3 separate regions of the Mus musculus genome follow, and all the other regions are linked to region 3. Evidence: chromatin loops called from intact Hi-C (ENCODE). Cell type or tissue: heart. All regions are shown on one strand. Links, peaks and the distances in the headings refer to the core of each region. The heading gives the core; the rest is flanking DNA.

The links. Hi-C counts contacts between places; a loop is a spot of excess contacts. Peaks named below come from ENCODE experiments on the same cell type or tissue, not always from the same donor. Only the 100,000 strongest peaks of a DNase experiment are listed, where the experiment ranks them.
Region 1: a loop joins it to region 3, with 5 times the contacts of the local background. A loop is called at or near these places in 5 of 42 quality-filtered maps.
Region 2: it touches region 3 in a loop (8-fold over the local background); 14 of 42 quality-filtered maps call a loop at or near these places.

Annotation. Positions count from the first base shown.
Region 1 is chr15:66,167,982-66,178,438 of GRCm38, reverse strand. All of the region lies in intron 1 of Kcnq3 (potassium voltage-gated channel, subfamily Q, member 3), which reads left to right. Among named protein-coding and RNA genes, the nearest start is that of Gm27242, 110 kb to the left of the region's middle. In heart, for the core only: a CTCF peak has its summit at 5,925 (motif pointing left); no DNase peak of the experiment used is centred there.
Region 2 is chr15:66,292,892-66,303,348 of GRCm38, reverse strand. It overlaps Gm27242 (a long non-coding RNA gene), which reads right to left. Exons shown (of 5, transcript XR_875391.3): 3 at 3,420-3,529. Among named protein-coding and RNA genes, the nearest start is that of Kcnq3, 11 kb to the right of the region's middle. In heart, for the core only: a CTCF peak has its summit at 5,756 (motif pointing left); no DNase peak of the experiment used is centred there; H3K27me3 peaks cover 1,270 bases.
Region 3 is chr15:66,471,872-66,482,328 of GRCm38, reverse strand. Lrrc6 (leucine rich repeat containing 6 (testis)) reads left to right here. Exons shown (of 12, transcript NM_019457.2): 3 at 1,011-1,088. Among named protein-coding and RNA genes, the nearest start is that of Gm31006, 24 kb to the left of the region's middle. In heart, for the core only: a CTCF peak has its summit at 6,260 (motif pointing right); no DNase peak of the experiment used is centred there.

The DNA.
Region 1 (10,457 bases), core at 1,707-9,706, 300 kb after region 3:
TCAAGTGGGTGTTATTTTTGTTTTAAGTCAAGTGAATCTCACGCCAGATGGTCAGATCAGAGGAACAACATGGTATTCTTTGGCTCATTTAAAAAGGATGATTTTCAAGATGTTCCTGGACCTCATAGGGAAAGTGACTCAACTCCCAGAATTCCAAGTTCTTTAATTGTTATCATTCATAATGCTTTAGTCTTTCATAAGCCACAGGACTATGACAGCTCAAGCCTCACATATGTTTTAAAAGACATCTAATCCAACCGAAAACTCAGACTTAAATTGCCTCTGTAGTGTTTTTTGTCATCTGGCCATCTCCTCTGTTCTTTTCTATTTTGTTTTGTTTTGTTTTATTTTATTTTATAAATATCTTTTAATGAGGAACTCACTTCCTCTTGGGCAGACCATCCCATTTCTGGTTCATCAGCCAACAGAATCAATTCAATGAGCATTTATTTTGCATCTACTAAGAGTTGGCCATTGGAGTTTTGAGAGAGGAATTAATCACAGTATTAATCACATGTATATTAAAGCAGTTAAGGAACAACACAGCAGTCAGATTGGCGCATGTATCAGCTTGGTAAATCTGGAAGCAGGTCTTTCCTTCAAAGCCAATGGCCTTCTTTACTTTTTTCAAACTAGAACATAGGCCATTCCTAAAAGAAAGAGAAGCCTGTAAATTGAGCACATACCTAGCCAACTCCATGGAGGTCTAGAGTCTCTCTAGTTGATAGCTCTCATGCTCAAATAATCTAGGGAGATGTGTGAATGTGTGGTCCTTAAAGCATCATCCTGAGGCTGGAGAGATGACTCAGCAGTTAAGACGGCTTGCTGCTTTTGCAGGGGGACAGAGTTCACCTGCAGGCACTCACATTAGGCAACTCATAATGTCTGACATCTCCAGGTTCAGAGGTGACACCTTCATTTGGCCTCTGCAATTTCTGCATGAATTCATACACAGACATAGACACAGACACAGATAAAAATAACATTTAAAAAATTTAAACAAACAAAATATCACTTTGCTTGGTGAAGGCAGCCTCCAGCCATGTCATGCTTTTAGTCTAAGAATGAGTGGAGAAAAGCTAAAGACCTGCCTATCCTATGTTAGTCTTCCCCACATCCAGTAATTGCCTTGTTCTCCTAGAATTGAAGGTGATAGGGAGGAGGAAATCACTAATTCACCCTTCGTAGAGACAGTGACACACTCAAGAGTGGGGAAGAAAGCAATTCAGACTTAAGCTGCCCCAGTACAGAACCTGGTGAGGATGCCTCAATATAGGACCTGGAGGAACAAGTAGTTAACAGCCTGAGGTCTCTGGACTTAGGGCACTGAATGCCATTACCAGTGTGAGTATCACAATGATACTGAACCCAGAGCTCTAGATCTAGGGACCCCTTGGAGGCCATTTTACCCAGTAGTTCTTCATGAGAGGCAGTTGTTACCCCAGGGAATGTGACAAGATTTGTAGACACAGTTATAACTTGGTAATGTGTTGCTACTAGCATCTAGTAAAGAGAGATCAGAGCTCGTGATGGTTGGTCCTGTGTCAAATTGAAGCATAAACTATAATTAACTGAGAAAGTACTCTCCTAAGATCTGGCTATAAGATATTTTCTTAACTAGCAGTTGATAGGGAAGTTCCAGTCTATTATGGGTGGTTGCATCCGTTGGTTGCTGATCCTGGATTCTAGAAGAAAGCAGGCTGAGCAAGCCAGTAAACCGTACCCCTCCTGGACACCACATCAGCCTCTGCCTCCAAGTTCTTGCCCTATTTTAATTCCTGTTCTGATGTCCTTCAACGATAAACAAGGATAGGAAAGTGTAAGCCTGATAAACCCTTTTCTCCCCAACTTACTTTTTGGTCATGGCATTTTCTCACATCAATAGCAACCAAAATTAAGACAGGGATGCTGCTATGATCACTACTCTATATGCAGAACAACTCTTCATGACAGAGAACTATCTAGTTCTACATTTCAGAAGAGCTGAGTTTTCCAAAACTCTTGTTGAACCAAATCTTTCCCCTCCATCTTGTAGAAGTAGAAACTGAGATCTCTCAGAGCTAACACAATGGCCCAAAGCTTGCAATTAGGGAGTCCTGAGCTAGATTCAAGGTGGCCTTTCCCCAAAGCACCTCCTCTATCAGGATACCTGAGATCTCTCCCCCAAGAAATATCATCCAGAGGAAGAAGATAAAAGAAAATCTAGGAAGCCAATCCTGGGCTGCCAGACACAAGGTATGCCTGAAGGAAGATAACACTAGCTTGTGTGACCTGGGAAACTCTCCTTTCAGTCTGTGGGCCAATTTCCCCCACCAGGAAAGCTCAGAGCAAGAGTATGTGCCTGGAGCCAAAAGACTCAGCTGCCTAGGTGGTAACAGGGGCTGGTGAAGAGGCAGCCATGATATGAGCAGTCGTACTGTATGTTCTATGTATCAGCACATTCAACATAACAGAAATATGTATCATGAATGTGTGCAGATATCACAAAGAGTACACATATTCTTGTATGTGTGTGCTTATGTGCATGTAAGTAGACATACATTTGTACAGTGGATGTCTGCATAGAAGTGTATATGTGCATTCTTTGGTGTATGTACATGTTTATCATTCATACCAATGCACTTTCTCACTATAGTAGTTAAGATGCAGGTCCTAGAACCAGAGCTTAATCCCGATCCTACCACTTTCTCGGTGCTCATCAGAGAAGCTGTTTTACCCTCTCTGTGCTCCAGTCTCCTTTTTCTCCTTCATATAACTGTGATAAATACTAAATAAGGACAATAAACTGAGGTCTTTAGCATGTTGCAATTCTTAAAGCAATTATTATATCACTTACCCAGAAAATAGAAGTCTTTGAAAGTTGAAGGGATTTGAAGGGGTGTTTGATAAACTCCTCCAATTTACAAGAAGTTAGGCTAGATTCAGTGCAAGCTGCTGCCTCAGGCAAGTTCATTTGGCACATTTATCCTATGAAAACAGTGCTTTTAATGGGCGCAGACATTTACCTTTGATGTCAAGTCATAGGGAGAACAGAAACCTGTCTCTCACTGTGTTTTGGGTAGGGAGGGGCTAATACTCCTGGAGTCTCCAGATGTGCCAGGCATCAGCTGATATGTCCATGCGGCCAATGTTCCATCCTGTGGTTCCGTTCAGCTTACAGGCAAGAATAGTAAAACAGAGGGAGATTGCCAGCCCAAGTGGTTGCCCTCCGGTGTAAATGTGTTGTTTCTATCCACAGCTGCTACTCACAGAGCCCTGTCTCCCTGACCTCCTGGCACGAAAATACACATGTTTCTCCTGGCTCCTTCCAGCCACCCTTCAGAAGAGTACATGTGGGAATCTTTCTCAAAGCTGGTTCTGGCCCCAGATGATTAAGCCTAGTGATCAAGCATAATTGGCAAGTGAAGGCACATCCATGGAGCCTAGACATGGTCTCAAGTGACAGCGTCTCCATGGACTAGTCTAAGCACAAGAAGGTCTGTGACTCATAACGCAGGATATAGGATACTAATTTTGGACACCCTCCCTCCCCGATGTGCCTCTCCCCTCTCTCTTCTCTATCCTTCCGGCTTCCATCTTTCACCCTATCAGTTTTTCCACAGCCACAACATGCAGTTGTGACAGCTCATGACTCAGAAGCTATTTCTCTGGATGCTCATGATTAAACTTTTATTGCAGATTGTGAGACAATGGCTCTGATTGGTCCACTCCTAGTCTCATGCCAGTCCTTGTCTCCATCCCTGTGGCAGAGGGGCAGGGTGTTGATTGGCTGTACCTAAATCATAGCCTGTTCTGGGCAGGTTAACTCAGGAGAGATGTGGGAAGATGCTCTTGCCAGGGCAGGCCATTGTGGTTGTGAAGGAAGTACTTTAGGAGGCCTGGTTGGGCATCCCATTCTTTACTAGAAAAAAGAAAAGCTCTCATAGAAGCAGGCCGTGGCTCACTACTGAGTAACAAAATAGCCTGAGGGTTTTTATAACAGTACTTTAAGCACTCGGAGCCCACAGCTCTGCACTGAGGAGAAAGGAAACATTCTACATCTTGACCTCAGTTGGTTTTTAGAGGTGTGGTGTGGCATTCCCTTAAATAGACCAGCTCTTCATTAAGTAGCATATAGAACAGGATACACTTGTGTCTTTATCAAGCTGTTAGCTCCTTTGAGGACTGTTTTAGAAGCTCTGCTCTTCCTCATTGCCCACTAGAGTATGCCCTGTTTATGAACAATAGGAAGATGAGCTCTTGCAAGCTGCAGGAACATGGACCCTAGTGCCTAAACCATCTGTAGGCCAGTGGCTGATCATCGAGAATAGCAGTGAGCAGAGGCCTGGCTGGTAAAAGGCATGAGTGAGGGAGGCAGACTCAAGGAAAGCTGAGGTATTCAGTGAACCGGAACCTCCAGAAAAGGAGATCTTGGGTTTTCAAGGGAGAATGGCTCTTGATCCAGAGTAGGACAAAACTGCTTGCAGCTTTGTGGGATTTCTCTGAGGAAAGAATAGGGCCACTAAAAGTAGAAGAGGCTCATTTAGAAGTATAAATATGGAGTCTGAGAAGGCGACGCAGGGCCTTCTCAGTTGTCTACAGGGACAGGAAGGTGTGCTGCTCCAAGAACACAAGTTGTCTGGGGTTAGTGACTCCATATCCCTCAGAAGGAATATTAGAATATTAGAAGTCTAGCGCCAAGAACCATCGCTGCAATACAACTGCAAGTTACAGCTGGTTTGCTTTCTGTGGAGATTGCTTTGACCATAGCAGACTGTAGCTGGAATGTCTTCCAGGCTGCTAATACATTTTGAGTTTTGCACATGCAAATTTACCTATAGGAAGGGAAGGCCTGGAAAATGGAAGGACAGTTCTAGTGAATTCTGTCTTAGGAGAGAGCATGGAAGCCAGAAGCTTCTCCTGTAAATATTCTTCACATTTTCTCAGTTCTGTGTATTGGAGGTTCAGTGAGATCTTGGCAGGAGCTCTGCAGTAGGGGGAATCAGAGCCCTCCCATCTCAGAGATGATCACATCCAAGACCTGTTCTGGTCAGCTGAGCCTGGTACAGCAGAGAGATACACAGAGTAGAAATTATCAGAGGCCAGAGGGAGCTGGGAAAATACTGAACAAATGTGGACTCACTGTGATGACCAAGAACACCCCCCCCCCCCGCCCTGTCACTTTTCTTTCTTACACCTGGCCTCATCTTATTGCTACAAATAACCAACATTTTTTGTTGTTCTTGTTTTTTGTTTATAAACAGAAGCAACTAAGTCAAATTACAGTTGAGAGAAAAAGACCCTAGGTGATTATCAGTTCTACCCCAAAGTCCCTCTCCTCAGGAAAAAGCTATGACTGAAATATGAATTATCTAGCCTTCTCCACACTCTGTTTTGACACTTAGCACCTGTCTGATGGATGCTTCTGGTGCACAGTGAGCACACATCCCAGTGCTCCCCAAGTCTAAAATAATATTCCTGTCAAAAACTAGTGAGATGAACAGCACCTGTCTCTTCTGCTAATCCTTCAGTCCTGCAGACTGTCCTCCCTCCTGTCCCCTCCTCTCCTTTTTTATTTCTTCTCTCTCTGTCCATTTAGGGCTGTGTCTAAACCTTGTACTCATCTGTGATTCTCTTACACTGGGCACCTAGCTAGCATGTATCAGTTATCAAGCTAATGGTAGAACTAGGTGAGACTGGAGAGTGGGGACTTAGCACAGATGGAACTAAAACTCCCCCAAAAGGAAAAGACTCCTAACTAGAATTCACCCCACAACCATCCAAAAGGCCATGTGATCCGTTATGCAAATCAAGAGACATGAGTCACCCAGCTTTCTTCCATAACAATGTTAAAATAGCACCATGTCTGCCAAAATAAAAAATAAAATCAACAGAGGGGAAAAAAAACTCATTTGGAGTTGTCATTTGCTTGCGCCATCTTGTGGCTGGATCTGTCACTCCGTTCGCTAAGTCACCTCCCCAAGAACATGATGGGCTGGACAGCTAGCTGTATGCACCAAGTCATCTTCTCATGTAACCATCACATTGACCTCTGCTTACAGTGTATCTGCTAACGTCCTTGTTAGGTTCTTGACCCAGGAAAAGTCATATGAGAAGCTGTATTGAGGGGACAGGGGCATCTATGTGACCATGATGTCTTCAAAGCTGGCTAACTTCTCTGTTCCTTTCTATTCCTGTTGCTTGCCTTCTATACGTTGGTGTGAAGCAAGTCAATGCTTTGTTTAGATTTGTTATTGAAAATGTGACATTACGGAGGACTTTTTCCAGTATCATTTGATGGAACCAGGAACATTTTACACACTTAATGTAGTGAAGTAGAAACTGGGTGAGTTAGACACAGGCACCACCTCAGGCACTGATTTGCTATTTTCTTCTGAGCATCAGGATATCATAGCATTAGGGCGTGGCTGAGCTCCTTCTCACTTTGACAGTCTAGGTTTTTGTACTGAACTGCTATGAGCTGATGATCCTGCTCAACTCCTTGTGTTTATATATGCAGAACTATGGCTATTGAAAATCGACAGCGCAATCTAGCTCTTCTATAAATAATCGGATTCTTTCAGTATATTGATAGCTTGTAAATGAGGGAGGGTTGAGTTGGGTGTGTGTTTGTGTGTGTGTGTGTGTGTGTGTGTGTGTGCACAAGTACGCACGAGCTAGCGAACAAACCCAAGGCTTCACTCCTACTTCATATGTCCTTTACTGCTGAGCTACAAGCTACACATACACCAATGATTTCTTGTAGCTGGCACTGGGTCAGACCTGGAGACAGAATGGGTATGTTATTATTCTTGTTTCTATGTCCTGGTTAACAAATGAAATGTGATAAATGACAGCAAAACTAAGGTTAAATTCTGTGAACGTGTTACACATATAGAAAACTAAGAAATAAATGAACATTATTATAACCTACTTGACAGACTCTAATGTCATGAGAGGGTTATTTGAAGTGGACATGATGATATTCGGGACCAAGACTTACCTTCTGTGGGTTCTGATAGGACGGCAGGGCCACTGCGAAGGGAGGGAAGTTGGATCAGGGTTTGGTCTGCAATAAATTAGCCAAATGTAATTCATATAAGGTTCAAGAACAGGACAAACCCCAGAACTTCTGCCTAATCCCAGAACATTCTATGGCTTTCCCACACAGCAGGGACACTCTAGGCAGTAGGGCCTGCCAGATTCTCATGCAAATACTATTCATTACACTCATAAAACATTTATTTCTAACAGCTTTTATGCAAATTAGAAAACCTCTGGTGTAAATTTACCCAGAGAAATCTGAAGTGCTAAGTAGCCACCTCTGAAGGTGCTGATTCCCCATCAGAACAGTTCAGGCCCAGCTTCTTCATCTACCCAGCATTGCTTCCTGCTTATCAGTTCACTTCCCTCTAGGTGTGAATTAGTTAAATTATAGGAACAGTCTTTATAGTGTATTTTTCCCATTTATCTATCTATCTATCTATCTATCTATCTATCTATCTATCTATCTATCTATCTATCTATCTATCTATTTGCTTTACATCCAGTTTGCAGCCCTGCTCTCTCCTCCCAGAACCACTCTCACCCAGCCCCTCCCTCTTTCCTCATCCCCCCAACCCTGCTCCTGCTCCACACTTAAATCTCTGAAAAGGAGCGGATTGCCCCTGGGTCCCAACCCACTCGGACACCTTAAGTCACTGCAAAACTGAGTACATCCTCTGCCACTCAGGCCAGACAGGACAGCCCAGTTAAGAGAACAGGATCCACAGGCAGGCAACAGAGTTAGTGTAAGCCTCCTCCTATACACACACAAACACACACACACACACACACACACACCCCTGCAGGAAGACCAAATTGCACTTCTGCTACATACATTCTAGGTAGAGGAGTGGCTAAATCCAGGGCTCTTTGGTTGGTAGTTCAGTCTCTGGGAGCCTCCAAGGGTCTAGGTTAGTTGATTCTGTTGGTCTTCTTCTGGAGTTCCTATTCTCTCCTGGTTCCTCAATCCTTCCCCTAACTCTTACAAAAGACTGTCTACTGTTTGACTATAAGTCTCTGCATTTATTTTCATCAGCTGCTAGGTGGAACCTCTCAGAGGACAATTATGCTAGGTTCCTGTCTGCAATCCTAGCAGAGTTTCACTAATAGTTTCATTCTTGCACATGGGATGGATCTCAAATTGGGCCAGTCATTGGCTGGCCATTCCTTTAGTCTCTGTTCCATCTTTGTTCCTGCACTTCTTGAAAGCAAGAACAAATTTTGGGTCAAAGGTTTTGTAGATTGGTTGGTATGCTTATCCCTCTATTGGGTGTCCTGCCTGGTCGTCATTTCAGGTTCCATATGTCCCACTGTTAGGAGTCTTAGTTAAAGTCACCCTCATAGACTTCCTAATGCCTCTCTCAATCCCAGGTCCCTGGTAAGTCCTAGCAATGCCCTCTGGCATATTATTTTAGTGTAAATTGAAATACAGAAGTGTAACATGGGCTCGAAGAACTGTCAAGCCGTTCGCTACCTTGGAGATACAACAAGGTCTATTTCTCTCATCTAAAATAAGGATGTTGTCTTTCCTCCTTTTTTCCAGGATAACTCTCGTACAGCCTTTGCAGTCTCAGCCTGAGTCATTCCTTCTCATTAGGACTATCTTTGGCTTGACCATTTAAGTAAATGAGGCTTCAACTGTTCTCTGCTCCATTTGACCTGCTCCTTTTCCTTATTGCATTTGTCAGTGTTGCCTATTTTGTTGTTTAACTGGTTGTTTTTAACCTTCCTTGCTCCTTCCACATTTGAGAAGGGAATACAACCCTGTTTATGCTCAGATTCCCAGCATGGGAAAATCATCTGTTCTAAGGATAAAGAACAGAATAAACAAATGCAGTTTTGCTCTACTGCACTGTGGGGTAGGATGTCTAGGAAAAGGGGATTACCAGGCTCTTGAAAATCTTGATGAATGAAAGCAAAGCAGGAACTTGGCAGGATTTCACTATTTGTTGGTAGCAAGTTAGTAGAAGAACCCAGGCTTGTTACTTCATAGCTTCTCTGTGCACCATATTTTCCTACTGAGAATCATGGCATCTGGGAGCAAAATGGATCTTTCTAACACTCAGTTCAGCAGCATATAGTTCATCATTTACAGGCCCCAGACAGATACCTTATAAGTGTGTACCAGCTCATGCAGAGCAATGGATGGAGAAAACAGAACTCAGAGCTCCTGCCTTAAAAGGTTCGATTCAATCATGCATACACAAAGTATGTGCCTGTGTACCATCCCCCACATTAGCTTAGGCAGCTTTATGCTTTTCTCCTCTCCCTCTCAAAGAGCTCTACTTGGAACAATCAGCTTCAATAGAGGATTCTTGGTTCCTCTCTAGGCTCTGGCTTATCAGAGACCTGTGGCTGCTTGGTAGAAATTTGCCTTCCAGCCTGGGGCCTCCTCGAGACTGGTCTAGACAGATATGGAAGAGTGGCCTCAAAGGATTTGAAGTTGAATGTTAGTTGCTGTTGATCTTGAGATGGCAATGAGACATTATTAGTTGACTTGCAAAGCCAGTTAAAGGGGTGGTGAAGCAAGCTGTAGCTGCAGTGCTGAGGAGCAGAAAGGACTCTAGTCTTTGCTCCTGTTGAGAGTATATCACCATCTCCTTTTACCCAGGGCTTCTCAGAAGATGCCTGAGTCATCATAACCTTTGCAAATGCTCCCGCCTCCACCTATCGAGGCTCCAGTTCAACTTGAAGAGCTTGGCACTTTCTCAGTGAGGTGATGCTGGCATGAACAGAGGCCACAAGAAAGACAGTTGGAGATGCCAGTGTGGAAATGCTACTCTTCCTTTTTGGGGGGGATCAGAGAGCAGAACAGGGTAGCAACATGGCTTAGGGTTCTTGACTCACTGGCAGAGTAGACTCCTGGATCCTTTGTGAAAGGGATAGCAGGACTAGGGATGGTCACAGCCATTACAGCCATTACAGGCTTTACTGCTGTTGTCATCCTTAGTCAAAACCACTGTCATCATCCAGCTGCTGCAGCAGCAGCAACAACATTATCACCATCATCATCATTACAGTCAACATCAGCATCTCTATTATCATTCCCATCAGTGTTATCACCATAGCTGAATCGCCATGACTGTTACCATCATCACTGTCATTACCATCACTACCATTTTATCACCATCAGAACCACCTTCAGCAACAAAACATCCCAACTCTATTGTCACATTCCATTACAATTATTACCATCCAGCACCCTCAGCATTGCCACCATTCTATTGCCACCACTGACTTTGTTACTGTTGGTACAAGCTATTTAATGGGTTCTTATGTGCCATGTTCTGTACTAATGAGCTCATTTTCCCACTCCATGCCATACGTCTTGCATTTCAGAGTCACCGAAGGGCAGGGTAAATGTAAAACCCATCTCTCATCTGGAAAGGATCAAGACAAGACCCACTCTCGAAATTTCCTCATCACTCTATGTA
Region 2 (10,457 bases), core at 1,444-9,443, 180 kb after region 3:
AACCAGCTATTTAATTAATGAAAAAGTTCTGTAAGCAGCTCTCTGAAGGACACCACCCCTCTGTCCTTCGAGGAGCCTAGGGTCCACATTATCTTCAAAGTGTTGAGAATTTGAAGCCTCTTCCTATAATTGAAGCTCCAATACTTCTGAGAGAACTCTGAATCACCACAAGCCTGCTGACAGTTGCTTCAGGTGTATTCTAGATGGCGTAAAACCCAGATTGCCTGATCACCTAAAATTGTACACAGTGTGATTTTAGGTGACCAAGAAGTCCAGGTCTTAGCTTAAAAAAAACTGTACAATATTTGACATCTTAGAGGACAATAAGACACCCTGTTTCTCTCTCACACACATGTATAGCACACTGTACATTGCACACATGCAAAAGACATAGTACATTACACACATGCATAGCAGACTGTGCCTCACACATACATGCATGCATAGCACACTGTGCACCTCTCTCATGTAAGTGTACATACGTGCTCTCTCTCTCTCTCTCTCTCTCTCTCTCTCTCTCTCTCTCTCACACACACACACACACACACACACACACACACACACACACACCCCTTCAGCCTTACTTTTATCAGTAAACTATATCACTTTGTCCTTTGTAATTCAAGACTCACACTTGGCGGCACTCATTGATTCTCTGCCTCTGTCCACCCTGTGCTCAGCAGGTCAGCATGTCCTGCCAGCTCCAAGTCTGCCCACAGCTGTCCCAATCCCATTATTTCCCCAGTCTTCACACCTGGACTCGAGCCACCCACAACTCTCCTGCTTCCTGTAGTGACACCCACTGGTTCCCCTGAACTCTCCAGTTCTCTCCATGGCAACTAGCATGACATAGAAATGTAAACCAGCTCATGTCCACTTCTGTAAAAAACTGTCTGTAATGCTTTTCTTACGGTATTTAAGGGGAAAAGCCTGAACTCACATTGCTTATAGGGACCCTTGGTGACTCGGCACAGACCTCACTCCAGGTCTGTCAAAGGAGTTCCATGGTGAAATGGCATGTTTACCTGCATTCAGTGTGTCACTAAGGAAAACAAAGATCTCTGCCTTTATGGAATGCTCCTGTTCTGGGGATGAGACGACAGGCATAGTAAATGTGAAATGTGCTTGGAATATGCTACAGGACGTCCATGGAATAAAGAAAAGAAAGCTGGGAGAGAATCATGGCAGGGCTATAGGGATACAGTTACAAACGGAAGACTGCACAGTCTCAGCAGCATTTGTGAAAGGTGAGAGACTGAGCCACAGAGATCCCTGAAGGGGAGGATTAACTGGACACAGTACAGCAGCTTGTTTTCTGGGCTCGAAAGCTAGGACAACATTCTGTGTATCTTCCCTCCTAGCATGGGAAGCCTAGAAAGCGAATAAGTACACAAGGAGACTTACAGGCAAACAGGAGGAGAGCAGAGAGTGATGGGAGGCTTCTTCAGTCCAGTAGAGTAGTATGAAGATGCTAGAGTGTGAGATTACGCAGTCTAACCCTAGTACCAGCCTTATAGTTCTCATTATTCTCATTATGCAAACAAACAAAGGGCAGAGCATAGCACATGATGCATTGGGTTCACTCAGTGAATTCTTTCACCTAGATGCTTCCACAGCCATCTGTGTGTCCTGTCCTTGACCTCAGCAGACTGTTATGACCAGGCCTAGTCACCTGACTTTCATGTTCACCCATGATCACTCAGGGGAAAGGTACTCCCTCTGATTCACCTTACAGCCTACAGCCCCACCCCCACCCCCCAGTGTAGTGACTGACCTACCCACCCATCAGTGATGTGTGCTAACATAAGGATGCTTGCCAGTTGTACTGACTGCCTCTGGGTCTGCCTAACTCCAAATCCAAAGCCCTTTATCCGACAATGGGCTAACTCTAAAGTAGGGTGCTGGTTATAAAGCACAATCACTAATTGTTTGTGCATTTTTTCTGAACTTGTGTCTCATCTCCATGAGACACATCTCCTTTGCTTAGCATTAAAAGTGACACCAGGCAACTTCTGAGGCATCAGTCATTTGTTGGAGTCTTGGTCATCATATACAAAGCCTCATTATCCTGACATGACTGCACTAGAAACGGACATGTAGGATTTCTGATGAACAGCCGCAGGCTAGACCAGCTTCTAACCATTCTTAGCAGAATGTGTGCCATAAGTAGACTTCGTCCCACAGGAGCCACTGACAGACACTCCTGTCTTTCCAAGCGAAGCCCAGACATTATGGAACAGAAACACATCACCCCATTCTGTGCTGTCTTCCTAAAATTTCGGACCCATAGTTTTCAACAGGATTTAGACTCGCTGTTGCTATTGTAGCAGTAAGTCTGGGGATGTGAGTTACACAGCAATGGATAATATCAGGAGCAATCTCATGCTTATATAATACAGCACAGTTCTTCTATGCCATGTTTACTGTTGCTCTCTCTTAATTGAATGTGGACTTTCTGAGTTCACACCTGCTTTGACCATAGCTACACTTCTGCATCCATCCAAAAGAATACTTGTCATGTAGTGACTGTGCAACGACTATTTATTTAACAATTAATCAAAGATTTTTAACATAGACAAATAAACAAGGAAGCAGAGAAAAAGGAGCTCTGACCCAAACAGAGGAGGCCAAAGCTCATAGGTTTCCAATGATTATGAGCTAAAGTCTCCTTGATGCTCTGGAAAAGCCAGGCTGTTTCTAGAACAATTTCCCATAAGCACTTCTGCTTTCACCCTCCCCCGTCAGTTTCTTAGATAAAGAGAGACTTTTCCATGGATTGTGTTGTGTGTTTACCTCATCCTTTGCCTGGGAGATCCTAGAAACAATTAGGTGCTCCAAATTTTTTTGGTGAATGAGAGCTAATGCATTCAAAAATCACAGAGCCAAGTTTTGCATCCGTGCAAGTAATTCAAAACTGAGCTCTTAATTTGGAAAGGAAGGGATCAGCTAATTAATATGCAATGTCAGCAGCCTCCTATATTTTATGGTACAAAACAGAACTGCATGTCCCCTGGCCCAGTCAATTTCCTGTTTATTATCACATTAGACCTATTCCAGGGCAGATGGAAAATTTGAAGGGCATCTCCAGACATTAAGACTGGCATAAATCTTCCAGAATTGCATATGAATACATAATACTCCCCATTAATATTTTTAGAAATTATGGTTTATATAATTTCTTGATTAAATAGGAACTATTTTACCATGTAACTCTGCTCCTTCCAACTGCTAATTTGATTTCCCCAATCTGTAGTTTTTGGTCTAAGTCTCTGTTAATGTTGGTCTGCCTTTTAAAACAGTGTTAGCTTAAAATTCCTCACCAAAGTGGCTCATTGGTCCTTCCTCTGACCTTCCCTCTGCCTGTTTTTCCTCATCTGTTCATGAGGCAGAGAACGTCTCTAGTACCTATAGTGTGGTACCTGTGCCCATCAGTCCTGGTGTTGCATTGGGAGCTTGGACCGGCATCCTGGCATCGCCATGCTGCACGCAGTAGATCCAAGGCATAGAATGCCTTCTAAACTTCTCAGAGCTGCAAGAAGAAAGCAGGCAAGCTTAGATTTGAACTTTGGGCTCACTTGAATAAACTGACTTTGCTAAGAGGAAAGGGGACCGCATGGCCTTCATAGAGCAGCTGCTGTGCGCCAGGCACTATAGTAGGCACACGTCCTTTGTCATTTTATAGCTGCTTTATGAATCACTCATACTTATTTCCATGTTCATATGCCAGGAAAATGAGGCTGAGGGATATTTCACCAATGTTAACCAGCTACAGATTAATTAATGTGTGTGTGTGTGTGTGTGTGTGTGTGTGTGTGTGTGTGTGTGGTGTGCGCTTGTGTACATGTGTGCACACCTGTGTTGTGCCCTGAAGGTTTTCACCTGTCTTGTGCTTTGAGGAAATCTTTGAGTCTCGATACTTCTTGGCATCTACAGATGTAAAATGAGTTTGCTGCATTCTTTCCATTTGACAACACAACAGGAGAACCAACTGCAGATCAGAACCAAGAAGCCAGCATTCTTTCTACCTGACAACACAATGGGAGATCCAACTGCAGATCAGAACCAAGAAGCCATCATTTCCATCCCTTCACCTTATATTCACACTTTGAAACTGTAAGGACAGGCAGCTTTTTCCAGCTGCCCATTCAGTTATGACTAAGCCTACACTGAGAAGTCCAAGTTTGAACCCCACTTCATCATGAAGACTAAAGCTTATTTTTAAAGCTAAACACATTCCATAAATATGTATATATTTACTTATGAATATGCATCAAAGTTTGCCCGCGAATGTGCCAAATATGAAGGAATCAGTAAGACCAAGCCCAGAGAAATTTTATAGAACAGAGCGCAAGAAGAGGGTGAGAGCTGAGATAAACTTGGTAGCAGACGCCAACCAGGCTAATGTTCAAAAGACCATGAAACGTAACATGTATAGTTTTCCTTCTATGGGCCCGCATCATGGCATGCCAGGATGCAGCAGCTCACTCGCCTGACTGTCAGTGTTCTAGAGGCTTAGCCTGTGCCCGCTGCATTGTCAATTAACGGCTCCAACAAGAAACAGTCTAGGTTCAGACAATCCATGTTGGATCAGATGTTCTTAGGAGGATCCTGTCATCCCACTGAAAGAACTTCAGAGAATAACTTTTGATAAAAATATTTTTTCTTAGGAAAAAGATGTGAATTACTTTCCATCAGTGCTTTTTTTCGCCTGATCATAGGTATGAGAGGTGGTAGGATTCCTGTGCTTCACAAAGCTTCACTTGGGGTGCCTTCTTCTCAGTGGAAGTGGAGAAGCAAGTAAGGGACCTGTGACCCTTTCGCTGCCTAAGGGTGAAATGGGTTTGATTTCACTTCTGGACATGTTTCTCCCAGCCAGAACAAGTTATGCGAACAAACCCAGCATCAGTTGGGGCCATACCTCTCAAACACATGGGGGCATGTGTGTTTTCTGAAAAGTAACTGTTCTCCTGATTTTCAATCCATCACAAGTTGGGTTCAAAGTGAAAAAGAAACTTCACGCACAAGCATTATAGAAGCCTGCAGGGATCCTGTTGTGACAATTTGTCCCTTTTCCGAGGTGAAACAAAACGTGGCCGGGTGGACTATGGTCGAGTTTGTAGACAAACATGGTCTGCTATTTGAGTCTGTCAACTGTAGTGGGGGAAGATGTCCATGGGTGTATTTTACTCTCATCTTGATTGTCAAATACATGCGGGGCACTAACAATCAGTTTTTTAGCACATCACCTATCCCTCTGGTGCACAGAATTGTTTGGGAGCTACAAGATGAGAGGATTCTCCTGAGCAGACATTTTACTCCCAGTTTGATAACTATAAACAATAGTACAACACACAGAGACTATAAGGGATAGATAATATTTTCATGGGTTCATTTCAAGATATTTATGGTTTTTTTGACACAAAATTAGTAGGATCAATACCTCATGAGGAAAAAAAATCTAAACAGGAAGAAGAAATTTGCAGCCTATGTAGGCAAGCACTTGAAGTGTTACTCTCAGAAAACAGCTTGCAGCCAAAGTCAGATGTGCTTATCATAGTTCCCAAGGCCTTCCCCAGAACAGGTGGTGTGAAGGATATGGCCCTGTGTATGGACAAATGAGGAAGGACCGACAATAAGACGCTCGGGCCAAGTGTTTCTCCTCTTTCGCAAAATTCCTTCCCCTGCCCCTTCCTGGTTCTCGTTTTCTTCATCATCACACAATCACACCTGTTGCTACGGTTTATAAACAGCTCCCTCTTGTGGCAGGTGTTGTACATAGCGCTTTAAGTGAGCTGCATTTGCTAGCTATCTGCCTGGTCCACTGAAGACAACTGGTTTGCTAATCCCGACTTGTGAACTTCCATTCACAAATTCTTTTTTAAAAAGAAACAAAAATCAAATGCTGTGTATGCTAACACAAGATAAAGAAATGTTTCTTTGAGGAAGAAAGATGCTGTCTTCATATACTTTTTTCATGTTCAATTTGTAGCATCAAAGAACAGAACCAAGGCACAGGTAAATTCTGACTAATCCAGTACCCTGCATATTAAGTTATCACATCTTTCATTAACCTTCTGAAGAAGTCAGTTATTAACCAGGAGATGGCATATAACACAGGGCTAATAACAACAAGAAGAAATGAAATGCAGAGATCCCTGATGCAAAGACAAAGAAAAAGGTGACCCAAGGGACCAGTCTGAGGTAAAAATAAGGACTCTGAGTCTCTGTTGGCTTTGAGCCATACCACAGCATAGTAGAGATATATGTCCTCCTCCAGTTTCCATAATGAGAAGGCAGGCAGAGCTTCCCCGAGGCCACTTAGAAAGAGATGGGGCTGGTATAGAAACCTAAGGACTTTAAACACAAAAGCCCGCGCTAACGCTGGCTTCCCAGGAAACACCTGAACTGCATATTTTCTAATATTCCTATTAAATGGGGGGTTTTGTTTGCGTGTGTAGAATTTTTCCAGTATTGGTGACACTATCCTCTGGGTTCTTGAGAAAAGCACACACTAGAAACCCTGCTTGGTAACTCTTTGAGATTATGCAATGCACACACATCCAGAACGAACCTCCAGCCCACACCCGCTTCATAGGGTGGTCGTGACAAGAAGGTAAAGCTTTGCTCAGAGCCTGGCCACAGAGGGTCTCCAGGGCACAGTGAGTGGAAGCACCACTCGCTCCACAAAAGAATTGGAGGGTTGAGGGCTAAGGACCCTCTGCACCTCTCTAGAGATATTCACGTGGAATGAAAAGGATTTGACTAGACATAAAACTAGGCTAACATTTGATAGCCTAGACTGATGACCTCTGGCTGGAACATGAGACCATTGCAGCAAGATGATGCCATTAGCCAAACTGGGTCTCATCCCCAATTAATACATTGAAGTCCAAACACCCCGGACCTGGAATATAATTATATGTGCACATAGGACCCATTAAAGAGGCAACTGATGAGCCAGCAAGGTGGCTTCAGTGGATAAATGAGCTTTCTGTGCAGTTCTGGAGACCTGAGTCCGATATTCAGAACCCACATAAAGGTTAAAGGAGAATATTAACTCTGCAAAGTGTTCTTTGAACTGCACCAGGCTTACTGTAGCATGTGTACTCCCCCCCTACACACACACACACACACATACACACACACAAATTCAAAAATATTTAAAGAAGCAACTGAATCAAAATGAGGCTGTCAAGGTGGGCCCTAGCCAATCTGACTCAAGTCCTACGAAGAGAAAATTTGGACAGTCAGAAAGAACCAGAGAGGCACAGATGGCCCAAAACCAAGCGGGGAGACCATAAACAGGATGTCATTTTCCTGAAAGCCATAGAGAGCATCCTCTGCAGGTCCCAGTAGCATTGCATGTGGCTGTCATTCTTCAGCTTCCAGGTTGTGAGAAAGCCCTTTTGGTGGCATACATCAGCCAGGGTGGTTTTGTCACAGCAATCTTAGCAAACTAATGTCTACACTCAGGTTTCTATAAATACAAACAGAAAGCACTTCAGTTCATTACCTGTGTATCATAATATACAGCTGAGCTGTTCTATAAAATGTGGGTCAGTGTTGAATCAATATTGGACTTGGCACCCAAAAGTTTTCTTCTAAATTGGATGTAGTATTAATAACTATGTGTAGTATTAAAAACTCTGAATGCAATAATATTCATAGTTTTGTCAGTAAGCAGGTATTAAGTCCATGTGGCAAGTTTGACAGGTGTTAACTCTCTTAATACTGAAATAGCCTTTCAAAGTAATTAATAGTATTCCTACGTTACAGGGGAGCTGAGGACCAATCATTGAACCTGCCCATGGTCAAACATTTGGCATTAGGGGTGTGCAGAATTCCTTCTTGGAACAGGTTGTTTCAATAGCTTGACTTCTGTCCATCATTGTGTACGTACCCACAACCTCCTGTCCCACTCTTAACACCCACTCTTAGCTTCTTCTCTGGAATGAATTCTTCAAGAGAATTGAGGAAGACCTGGAATTCAATGTCGTACATGCATGCTTGTGACTGACTAGGGTACAAGGGATCTTTTTCAACCAGAGTAGGCCAAGGAGAGGTTTTCCAGGTGGCGTCATTGTGGTTCTCTTCTTAGCACTAAGCCTGTATCTGTAGGCTGAGGTATGGAGGCATAGAAATCTGCTCTCCATAAAAGTGCCCAGTAGGCAAAGGAAATAGAAAGATGTGTCTTGGATGTCCCTCCTTTAAATACATTGAATATTCAAATACTTGCATCTTTGCCTGAGTGACCATTCAACTCCCGAATTCCTGAACTCAGATCCAGGGGCTCACTAGCAAGAAAATGGAAGTGGGTAACTGGAATATGTAAATGACATAGACATATAGGGATTTTAACAATCAAGACTCAAAGGAGAGGCTCTTGGTTTAGTGAGAGAAAGTAGCCAATTACTGGAGCCAGAGACAGGTCAAGGAGCCTCGTCAGTAGGAAGAATTGCTGTGGCACTGGGTGAACTCGTTTCCATTTTTAATGTGTCAAATGATTCTCTATTTTGTCTGGTGCTGAATCTTGCTTCCAACACTCCCTAAACTACATATGCATCTGACCTTCCCCTCTGGGATCCCACTGTTTTCTTCCTGGACCTTAGAGCCTCTTAGCTGGCCTTGGCTTTGAAGTTGGTCTCACTGAATTCGTTTTCCCATTCCAAGTTATCCTCCAGCCATTGGCCCTTTCTTGAATCCCTGCAACTCAGTCACACCTGTCTATGTCTGAAGCACCTCATGGTCACTGTTCATATCCATAATATATTCATGAGCCTGTGCCACAAAGCCCCTATTCTGTTCACGCTTACCGCCAATTAACTCCCCTATTAATGCTAGCAATTCTATACTCTGATTCACGTCCAACTGTTTGCTTGTGTCAAATTCCTACCTGGCCCAGTGTGCTCTATGAACACTGTACTACGATTAAAAGCACAGACAAAGGAATAAGATACTCCAGGCTTGAATTCTATAGCTGTTGTTTTTCAGCCATATTAACTTTGGACCAGGTACCTAACATCTCTGTCTCATTTAATTTGTGGTTAATATGGAGAACAGTAAGCATAATGTTGATCCTGTACATTGCTATGTGGATTTAATAAAATAATCTCTGTAAAGGACTCAGCCCAAGTGACAGGTATGCAGTAGGCATTCAGCAAATGGTGATGATGGTGGTGGCGGCAGCGGTGGCAGTGGCGGTGGTGGTGGAGGTTATGGTGGTGGTGGTGATGGTGATGGTGATAATGAACATCTACCACACGTCTGGGCATTGAAAAGCAATGATGACACATGACAAAGTGCTTTGCGTTTGTAGATCTCATTTTTACAACAATATTGAATTAACTACTGAGTCTCTTTACTGTTTCTCCTATCTCCTATAGATGGAGAGCAATGAATGACCAGGAAACAAAACAAGCAAATGCTCACTGGAAGGAAGAATAGCTGAGTTTATCCAGTGCATAGATTATTTCGCCCAATCTAAGTATTTAAAGGAACAACAGCAAAACCACTATTAATAAACATGAAAATTACGTTGATTTTATCACCTAATTAAATTACTTTAATTAAGGTTAATGTAAAAATTTTAATTACAAGGAAAGTCTTCTTATTGCCATATGGAATGAAGGTGAGCACCACTTATCTAAGAACTCATTCGTTCTTTTTGTGCCTTCCTGGAGCTGCTTTCCCTTAGGCTATTCCTTGGAGCAATGTTGTTATTACAGGTGCACAGCCTGGAGATGGGACATGGACCAAGACAAATAGGCTGGATAGAATATTGTCCAACTGTTTAGATGAAAAAACTGATGCAAGATTTGGGTCAGGTGAATCAGTCACAGAGCTAGAGCTACCTCAACGCTATCCTTCAGGCTGCCCTCCTCTGCAGAATGACATTGTGAAGATACACTTTCATAGCTTCCCATGACTTCTCAGGAAGGTTGTTATAGGTGAGAAAGCAAGACCTCCTTTGCCCTAATATAAAGAGAAGCCCAGGGAGGAAAGAAGAAAGCAGGGGATGGAGAAGGGGAAGGGATCAGACAATCCTAGTGTCTGTGGAAGCTTCTGAATTTTCAAGAAGAAAGGTGTGTGTAGGATATCTTGGATTCCTTTCTTTCCAAACATATTTCCTTCTGTCTCACGATAGGAATAGACTCAAAGTATGCGCTTGCCCCACATTTCAGTTACTTTTCTGTTGCTGTGGCCATAGCCACAGAACTGAGTGTGAAGTTATAAAGGAAAGAATATTTTGCTTTATGCGGCCAGAAGGATAAAGTCCACAATGGTGTGGGAGACTGGCATGGGCAAGGAAGCAAGATCACATTACCATTCATATGAAGGATGATGGAGGGGGAAGAGATGGAGAAAACAGAGGGGGAGAAGGGAGAGAGACAGATGGGGAGGGGGAGAGAGAAGGAACTGGAAATGGGGTAAGACCCTCAAAGGCTGCCTTCAGTGGT
Region 3 (10,457 bases), core at 1,366-9,365:
GGAAAGCTTACTTCTCATGGCTGTCCACCTATAGGACGAGATAAAGAGGACTCCAAGGGCAGTGGGTCCCTTTTCTCTGTTCCATCATCTCAGAGTAAACTTTATTTACAGCTGGTTCCTTTATGACCAAGTAGAATGACTAAAGGAGATAACAGTTATATCCTTGTTATCCTCTTGTAGTAAAGATATATACAGTCCCAAAGCAGAGAACATGGAGTTTTTGCCTAACTGACTTTGAATACTTGTGGTGTGTGTCCCTTTCTTTAGCACATAGCTTCCAGGAAATGATGCGGCCTGGTTGACTTAAGCCTAAGTACTGAGCAGGAGTTACTGAGTCCTGTACACTGGCCAGCTTGCCTAAATGTAGGCCATTGGCATTGGAGATGGATAGGGACATGTGCAAACATTAGTACTCTGAAGAAGGGAGGAAGAGAGGAAAGCTTTGCAGGTGACCTTGTGTCTGTTGTATAGATGTTCTGTCTAGTTTTCTGTCAACTTGACACAAGTTTGAGACATTTGGGAAGGGGATACCTCAATTGAGAAAATTTTCCCACCAGATTGGCCTGTGGGCAAAACTGTGGTGCATTTTCTTGGTTGATGATTGATGTGTGAGAGGGCCTAGATCACTGTGTGGTGCCTCCCCTGGGCCAGGAGACCTGGATGGTGTAAGATATCATGCTAAGCAAGTCATGAGGAACAGCACGATAAGCAGCACTCCTTCTATGCCTCCTCAGCTCCCGCTTACAGTTTCATGCCTTGAGAGTTCCTCCTGCCCTGATTTTCTCCAGTGCTAGATTGTTATCAGGTGGTGTAAGAAGAAACACACCCTTTCCTCCCCAAGTTGCTTTTCATCAAGGTGATTTCTCACAGCAGTGGAAAGCGCGACTAAGACCATAAAGATAGGAAAAGCCACTAGCCACATGCAATCCTTTGCTTCTCTGTATCATTTTCATGACCAGTTATAAAATAATATTACTGAAGGCCAATTAATTATATTATTTGTATTACAGAAAATGTTAGCAAACTGAAGAAACTTGAATATTTGAACTTAGCATTGAACAACATTGAAAGAATTGAAAACTTGGAAGGTAAGAATTTTCCTGGTTTTCATGGAGTAAATAAAAACTTGGAAGTAGATTTATGAGGTAGTGTAGATACAAAGGGGCTACCTTAAAATTATATTTTACATAAATCTTGATCATTTTAGTTCTTATAAAACTTTAAACAATAAAGTGATATGTAAATTCAAAGCCAGAAATGTTTCATCCCTTCCTCGGTTGGTCTCCTTATCAGAGGTAGCTGCAATTGACATCTTGAATATGTTACATGTATTTCTCTTTAGTTTTGCTTCCTATCAATCAGATCATATTGTACATCTCATCCTTAACATTTTTGACAACGTGTGTATGTGTGTGAGAGAGAGAGAGAGAGAGAGAGAGAGAGAGAGAGAGAGAGAGAGGTGATGAGAGGGGGAGAAGGAGAGGAAGAAGAGGGAGGAGAGGGAAACAGGAAGAGGAAGAGGAAGAAGAAGAGAGAATATATCTGGATCTCAGAAAACAACTTGTAGAAGTTAGTTTTGTCCTATATTATGGCTATGGATTCCGGGGAATCTAACTCATGTTTGGCAGCAGCTGTTGAGCTCTCACTCTGGTCCTTATAAATAATATTTTGAAAGTTAATTTCTTCCTGGAAATCACCTCAATATCTTATTATGCAAAAACAGGGACTGGAGGCTGCATAATGACGTAAATACACAGGGATGTGCCAAGCATTTGCCTGCAGATGGACATTGAGGATTCCAGTGCTTTGCTAAAATGAACTGGCGACTGCACACCCTTCTTCAGCCACTCTGTGCATTTTCCATCTGCCTTCCCTCCTGGGGTTTTATTTAGACTTGAAACTCCTCGGCTTCAATATGCAGATTTTGGAATATCCTGCCAATTTCTTTTTCTTCTGAAAGATTGTATCAGCTCCTCTTTGTACCTCTTTGTACCTTGTGAGTGTCATTTCTGTATGGCTTAGAAAATGCCTCCCCAACACTGAAATGTACTCAGGAGCACTGAGCCACTCAGCACTGTTTGCTTTCGATATTGGCTATGCTTGTGAAAAGTTCTTTCTCCTCAGGTGAATTCTAAGGTGTTTCCTATCTTTTGTCCAGTTTTTCTATTGATTTGCCATTTTGGGAAGTATACTCTTATACATTCTAGATACTAAACCATTGTCATGTGGTACAGATATTTTCCATTGATACACCACTCTTCTGTGTATTTCAGTTATGATACTAGTATGCAGATGTTTTATTCTCTAATACACTAAACTTCATCAATCTCTTCTCTTGTAGTTCCTAAATATGGTTTATTTTGTATTACGTTCTACTTTCAACATCTTAATTTTTCACACATATCTTCTCCAATCCATTTCAAATTTACCATGTAAACTGTATCAAAAGACACTCAAAAATTTCTAAAAATGTATCATGGTTGAAACACTCTTTAAAACTGAAATATAAATTACATACCATAAAATTCACCACTGTGAATGCACAGTCCAGCAGTTTTGGTAGACTTGTATGTTCTAGAACATTTTCATCGTTAAAAAAAAAAAGAAATGCCATATTGTTCGGTACTTACTGTACTCGTGCCCCTCCTTACCCACAAATGACAGCTCGAGATCACCTTGTTTCCCCATATTTCTGAACACAATCCAAATGGAGCAGCAGCGAGTGTGGTCTCTTGTGTCTGACTTCCTCCTTTAAGGCACAATGACTCCTCCACGCTGCAGGATGTCTCAGTACGTCCTTTCCTTTCATGGGTAAATAATATTGCACACCATAGAGACACCACATCTTGTGTTTGTTGGTTGATAGGCACGCAGAATGGATGCTTCACCTTTTTAGCTATCAAGAATTCTTTTGCTGATGGCTCAATGGGTAAAGTATTTGCCCTCAAACAGAAGGACCCACGTTTGGATTTCTAACACCCACTATATATTTTTTAATCATCTTTTTTATTTTTAATTACATTATTTATTTACATTTCAGTCATTACCCACCCCTTTTGGTCCCCCTTTTCACAGTTCCTCATCCCATTTCTCCCCCCTCCCACCTCCAAGAGAATGCTCCCCTCACCACTAGGCCTCCCCTCTTCCCTGGGGCCTCAAGTCTCTTGAAGATTAAGCACATATCTCCATTGAGGCCAGACCAGGAAGACCTCTGCTATATATGTACTAGGGGCCTCAGTCTGGCCCATGCATGCTCCTGGTTGGTGGCTCAGTCTCTGGGAGTTCCCTGAGGTCTGGGTTAGTTGAGACTGATGGTCTTTCTATGGGGTTGCCCTACCCTTCAGCTTCTTCAATCCTTCCCCTAATTCAACCATAGGGGTTCTGACTTCAGTTCAGTGGTTGGGTCTAAGTATCTGCATCTGTCTCAGTCAGCTGCTAGTTTTAGGAAAGATTCCTGCTAGTAATATGCTTGTCCTATTATGGCTCCTGACAGTAGAGGAGCAGCCATGCCAGGCTCCTGTCTCTATGAACATCATAACATCAGTAGTAGTGTCAGGCTTTAGTGTCCACTCCCTTAAGATGGATCCCAAATTGGGATCCTTCAGTCTATTTTCCACTTTAGACAGGAAAAAAATTCTAGGTCAGAAATTTTGACTATAAGTTGGTAACCCAGTCCCTCTACTTGAAGACTTGTCTATCTACTGGAGGTGGAGTCTTTGAGTTCCTTCTCTCTAATGTTGGCATTTTGGCTAAGTGACCTCCATAGAGCTCTGATTGTTTCTCTCTCCTCTCTAGTCTCTAGTGCTTTCCAGAAGGTCCTCCCACATCCCATCCCCTGAGGCTGCTTATTTTCATTCATTCTTCTGGCCCTCTGGGCTTCTCTCCTGCCCTCCCCATACCTGACCCTATTCACCCTTTCCCCTCCCCTCTTTGTTGCATCACAGGAATTAAAATTCGTATCTTATTTTAGGACAGTCTAGATCCAGTTAATGCTAAGTTAATTTCAACAGTAGACAAGACCTTGCTATTGTATTCATGCTGCTGTCTTTCCCTTTTGCTGTAGTTACCACAAACCATATCTTTATATATATATTACTTACCCCTCAGTACAGATTTATGATGACTGATTTTTATAGTCATTTAAAAATAAGCTCAGAGAGAAAAGTACAAAAAAAGTGAGTTTATATGACTTTTGCATTTACTCACATAGTTGCTTCTATTGTGGATCCTTTTTGTAATATTTGAATTTGAAGATGCTAAATAACAGGTTTGGAAGGATCAGAACTATCATGAACACATGTGTTTTCATGACTTTAACTTTTTGTTGCATTATCTCCTTCTGGGCCGAAGATACATCACTGCAGATACATGTTCTACCTCTGAACATCCGTCTCTTCAGGATGTCACTGACTTTGACCTCACAGGCCCTAAACATGGGCACTTGGGTCCTTGATTCTTTGGTAGGTGTGTGTAGGGATTCTTTGGTGTGGCTCTTGTCACTTTTCATAACACTACTGCTAGTCTACACTGCTGCTCTGCACTGCTGGTCCACACTGCTGGTCTGCACTGCTGGTCTGCATTGCTGCTCTGCACTACTGGTCCGCACTGCTGGTTTACACAGCTGGTCCACACTGCTGCTCTGCACTGCTGGTCCACACTGCTGGTCTATACTGGTGGTCCACACTGCTGGCCCACACTGCTTGTCCACACTGCTGCTCTGCACTGCTAGTCTACACTGCTGGTCAACTCTGGTGCTCTGCACTGCTGGTCCACACTGCCTGGTATGCCCTGTCCACGCTTCTCAACTGCCAACCCTGTATGGTAACAGGCTGTGTGTTAGGACAGAGTATCTTGAATGACACTTGAATAGCCACCCAGTGGCTTATAGCCCTGGAGTTTACCACTGTGACTGCAAAAGCCCTACCCACAACAGCTGATACATTGATTCTAATATCTTCATATCTTCATTTCATGTCTTCATTTCAACCTCAAAGATGCCATTTAATGTATTTCTGTATGGTAGATCTTCTGTTGGCAAAAACATCAGTTTTTGTTTACTTGTTAAAAAAAAATATTTTGAAGTTTCCCAGATAAAGAATTCTTGACATTTTTCCTTACTCCCTACTTCCTTTTTTCTTTTTTTCTCCTATCTTATTTTCAGATATCATTTCTTCCTTTATTGTCTTTTTAAAATCATTCCTCTTTCTCATAACCCCATCTCTATTAATTGGATGTGGTTATATTCATTGGAACTTCCATGCCTCCTAAGCTGCATGTCTATTTAAACTAGTCTGTCTTTTTATTCTGCAGTCTGAGACATCGCACCAGATTTAAATCCCAGAATAATTATGTTAATTCTTTCTCATTCTAGAATTCATTTCATTTTCAATTAACTCTGATTTGGCCACAATTTCTACCTTCTCACTCCCTCCTGCACCGATCGCTGCTTTTCTGTGGTGCGATTGTTGTTGGATGGATGATATCATGGATGATATTTTTTTTGATGCAGTTAGAACTCTGATTTTAATCTTTCCCATTCCCTGGATGCCTTTCCTTGATCGCCACTCTCTCTTCGGGGCTATTTTATTGAGGTGGTTAGTTTGGTGTCACACAGTAAACACAGAGAGTCTTGTGTGTCCAGTGGCTGGTGTGGGCTCACAGCTGTGAGGTGGTTTCCCTGGCCAACCTCTCCTGTGTGTGGCAGGGCTGTGTGCCCTGTGAGTGGGTGGAGCGCGTTGACTGTCAGCCTTGCTGCAGAGTGAGGGGCGGGGAGCCGAGGCAGGCAAGCTGCTCTGCCACCCAACTCCCATCTGTCAATAGCTAAAACAGGGAGGGGTTCACTTGGGACAGGGGTTTTAGTCTCTTTGCCTCCCCATGCAGAAAGAGTAATCTCAGTGACAGCCCACAGTCATAAATACACATTGTTCCTTTTGAATCTCTATCCTCAAAACCTGGAAATTGCCAGCGTCAAAGCCCCAAATCAGGATCAGCACTGAGATTCAGAGCTCTATCACTATCTTCCTGTTTTAGAAGAGTAGTCAGTCACTACTGGTGTACACGGCAGCTCTGTCACTGTTAGCTTGTGGCCAAAAGGAATGGCAGCATTCACTCAGCACTAAGTTCATGGTAATACATTTTAATGTAATTGTCAGAAAGTTAATGACACCCCTTCCTGTTTTGGGCTATCCAGGGCTTGTTTTTGTTGAGAAGCTCTTGCTGGTCGGGGACTTCCCTTTTAACAAACGTTCTGATAATTTACCACTAGAGGGCAACATCGTTGCTATTGTGGTTTGAACTTTGCAAACTACAGTCACAGCTGTGTGCCTCTAACCTTTGTCTGGGCAGGTGCTCCCTTCTGTACTGTGCCTCCCAGCCCTAAGGGGAACTGGGTACAGGCTAGTTTGGGGACATGCATATCAAGATTAGAAGTGTGTAGGGGAAACATAAAGAGAAAAGGGACTCTTTTTTCTTTCTTTCTTTTTACTTTTTTTTTTCTTTTTTCCCTTTTTTTGCTGGCATGCATGTACTTTTGGTTTGATTTGAAGGGCTAGATGTGAGAGAAGAAGATGGATGGATGACTCAGTCCATCTGCTACAGTAAATCTCAGACTTTTCTTAAAAAAGGGAATGGCGTCCCCCTTCTTTTCCTAGATGGCAAAGAAGAAGAGGAGGAGGAGAAAGAGGAGGAGGGGGAGGATGGGGAAAGCAAAACAAAGAAACCTGTCTCTCTCTTTCTTCCCCCTCTTCTCTGTTCTCCGTTTAGGATTCACCAGGGTAGAATGAGGTACCTGCTGATCGTCTCCTAGAACAATCTTGCCCTAACCTGGAGGGGAGGGAAGGGCACTAAGTGTTTGTGACCAGTAGATGGGTCAGTCTACTACTGATGGTCTTTTTTAGGATAGAAAGCAAAGGGTGGAGGAGAGAATGATTGCCTTGGCAGAGAAGGGTTGGTCACGGTTGGCCACCTTGGGACATGCTCATCTGTGACATGAAAAACGCGGTGTAATATTTTTTACATTTAGACCACATCTAAGCAAAGTAAAAACTTGTTTTTGTTTTAACCATTATGAACACATAGAGAGTCCTGAGATTTTCATTTTTAAAACCATAGCAAAACCCCAAACCATGACATTTTCATCTTGCTGGCATCTTGTGAATCAGGCTTTTCTTACATGAAAGAAAAATAGCATTAAATGTTTTGCAGAGCTTCCCAAGGTAAATGTAATATTAGTGTCAGCACAATGCATGGTTCTCACCTCGCAGGTAGCAAGAGATTATTTATTCTGAGCCAAGTAGGAGGGCCAGGGCCTATAAATAACCTAGAATGTGTCCCCCAGATCATGTGTCTATAGTGAAAGTGTCCATGAGCTCCCATGTCACTACATAAAGTCATGTACCAGATATGTTATGGGGAAATTAGGTCAGTGGGTTACAGCAAAGCAGAGAGAACCACATTGCAGGTTCTGATGCTGTCTGGCATCCGAGTTGCTGGAAGCTCATGATCTGCTAATTTCATACATTCTGAAGGTTTTTGCCTGGTAGTTGGAAGGACACTGGATCAGACACAGAAGGTGAGTGCTAAATGGCCCTGAAGGGACTAAGGATAGCTGAAGGCAATCTGGCTTAGTGTCTACAGTATCCCAGCTCTCCACAGTCACGAGGTGCTAATCAGTCAAGCAGCAGCAATCAATACAAGTGCATCCATTCCCTGGGGAGCTCCGTTTACAGTTGTCCTGGTGGGCAAGCATCACATCCCGTGCATTCAGAAGCCAGATGTGCTATGTCCCATAGACTAGGAACCCTTGTCCTTAGGATGATAGCGTTGAGTCTGAGTGGCCAGGACAGCCGAAGAGCTTGTCCTCCTGGGCGAGCAGGACTTCTTGAGACCACCTCGAAGATCAGAACTCATAACATGACCAGCGAGTGCTCATGTTGACCGTGACTATTTACTTATACTCTCCGCTTGCCCTTTATCCCATTTTCTTGTTAAAATTTAAAGCTCTGGCAGTACCCTAAGGTTAGACTTGGAGTTGCTGGTTCTTTCCATTTGCCCCTTACAACACAGCCCCATTGATGAAACCCTCTCTCTGTGCCCATCACCATTATCCATCTCTATTGTTTGGGGACCAGGGGCTGATCAGAAACTTTTGGTGCTGTTGGAGCTGGGACTTTTAGCCTTAAACTCATGTTAGTTTATTAAGTAGAGTCTAGGTTAATTTTACATGACAGCTCAGTTATTCTTTGATCCAATTTTAATCATACCCTTCCATGGGTGACTTTAATCTTGAAAATATATGATTTAATACACACACATGTAATATGTAGAAACAAATATACTGCTAAACCAAGATTATGGAACATTCATGTTTAAACCTAAAGATAAAACAAACCAAATTTATTGTCCTAAAAAAGACTGTCCCTTTCCACCATTGTGCATTCAAGTTCAGTCCAGCCTAGGCCACTCCTGGCTTGGTGGTGACAAATGCTGTTATTTAGGTAGCCAAATATGTGTTGCATAAGAGCTTTATCTTAAGAACTTTAACATGATGATGATGATGGTGGCAGCTGTGGTGGTGATGAAGATGATGGTCACGATGATAATGATGACAATCGTGATGAAGATGATGAGGATAAAAATGAAATTTGTAAAGCAGTAACACAGGCAGAGATTCTCATATGCCAGCTCAGAAATGCTTTTCAGGAAAGCAGATCTAAGTTCAAGCCTCAACTCAGCCACTCAAAAGCTATGAGAACACTGGTACTCTCTTGCTTCATATACTTTAGAGTTCCAATTCCTTCATGTGGCAAAGAAACAAACTAAAGGAAGCTATGTCTCAATAGACAATCCCGTCCCACGGTTTTGTAAGTCAGAATTTCAGGGCACATGGCTGATGGTTCCTGTCTTGCTTCTATATCAGCTAAAACTCTGATAGGTCAGTGAATTCTTGTAGCCAGAGTTTTCATTTGGCCTCTGAGAATCCCAGTGTTCTCAGAGCAGGCCTTAGTGTATGTTTTCTGCATTCCAACTTGAACATAAAAATTGTACATACTTAAGAAGTACCATGTCATACTTCATTCATGTGTACAGTGTATGCATTACTGAGCATCCCATACTCAGAGACAGTCAGGATTACTTCATTATGGATGCAGTCTATAAGTTAGGAAGTCTCTCAGATCAGACCAGGTACAGGGAGAGGGAACAGAACTAGATGCCAGCTTCCGTGATGAAAGCAACATCACAGAGCCAAGTGTCACCATTAGCAATCTGACCTTAAATAGCAGTTATCATAATCTTTTTTTCTTATAGGCACAGTGTTGGGATTAGATAAGGCACTACCATATAGGTTATAAGCACATTTTATGCCTGTAAAAGAATTTTGCTATCTTTTCACAGTTATATGTTATATTCATGTGTGTACTCATATATGTATGTGGGTAACTGGAGGTCAAAGGACACCATCAAATGCTCTCCTCTGTTGATCTTTATTGAGAAAGGCATTTTTATTGAATTTAGAGCTTACTCTTTTTTTTTTTTTTTAACTAGACCAACTGGCCAGTAAGACCAAACAATCCTCTTGTCTCCACTCCCCAGTACTGTGGTTGCAGGCATGCATTCATGGTGATGCCTAGCTTTGTATATGGGTCCTGGGGATTCGAAACACAGGTCCCTCCCACTGTTTCCGCAGTCCTTTAATGTTTTCATTAAAATACAGTAGTTGTAAAAATAGTTTTGCTGTGGCATTTCAACAGATGCATTTAGCACACGTTGACTATTTTCTCTTGTAGTAGGAGATCAGAGAAAAACACAGAAACTGTGTCTTAGTTTTCTGTCATTTTCATAAATTTTTCTTCTATTTGTATATATTAAATATCAGATATTGTCATATTGGCAATTTTTGAAATAACGACTCTCTAAGACCACTTCTGTTATCGCTTCACCTTGCTTGTTTTTCCAACATTGCCACAGCACACGAAATCTTAAATCTTAGGGTTTAATCTTAGTTTCTTCACCTTGAACATCAGGTCCCCATGTCCTGATATAGCTTCCATAACCCTCATTCTTAATGCTTTGGTAATAGTGGGATGAAAAGATAAAACTGTGTTTAGTTAGCCAGTTTTACATAGTTGTGTGTGTGTGTGTGTGTGTGTGTGTGTGTGTGCATGCATACACATGTATATGTGTGCAAGTGTTCATCTATGTGTGCCTGTGTGGAGGTAAAACATAAGCATCCAGTGTTTTCCTTCTTTTCCCCTCCCCTCCCCTCCCCTCCCCTCCCCTCCCCTCCCCTCCCCTCCCCTCCCCTCCCCTCCCCTCCCCTCCCCTCCCCTCCTCTCTTCTCTTCTCTTCTCTTCTCTTCTCTTCTCTTCTCTTCTCTTCTCTTCTCTTCTCATTTATCTCTATCTCTATATCTCTATTTGAAATGAGGTCTTACATTGAACTGGGTGCCTAGTGAGACC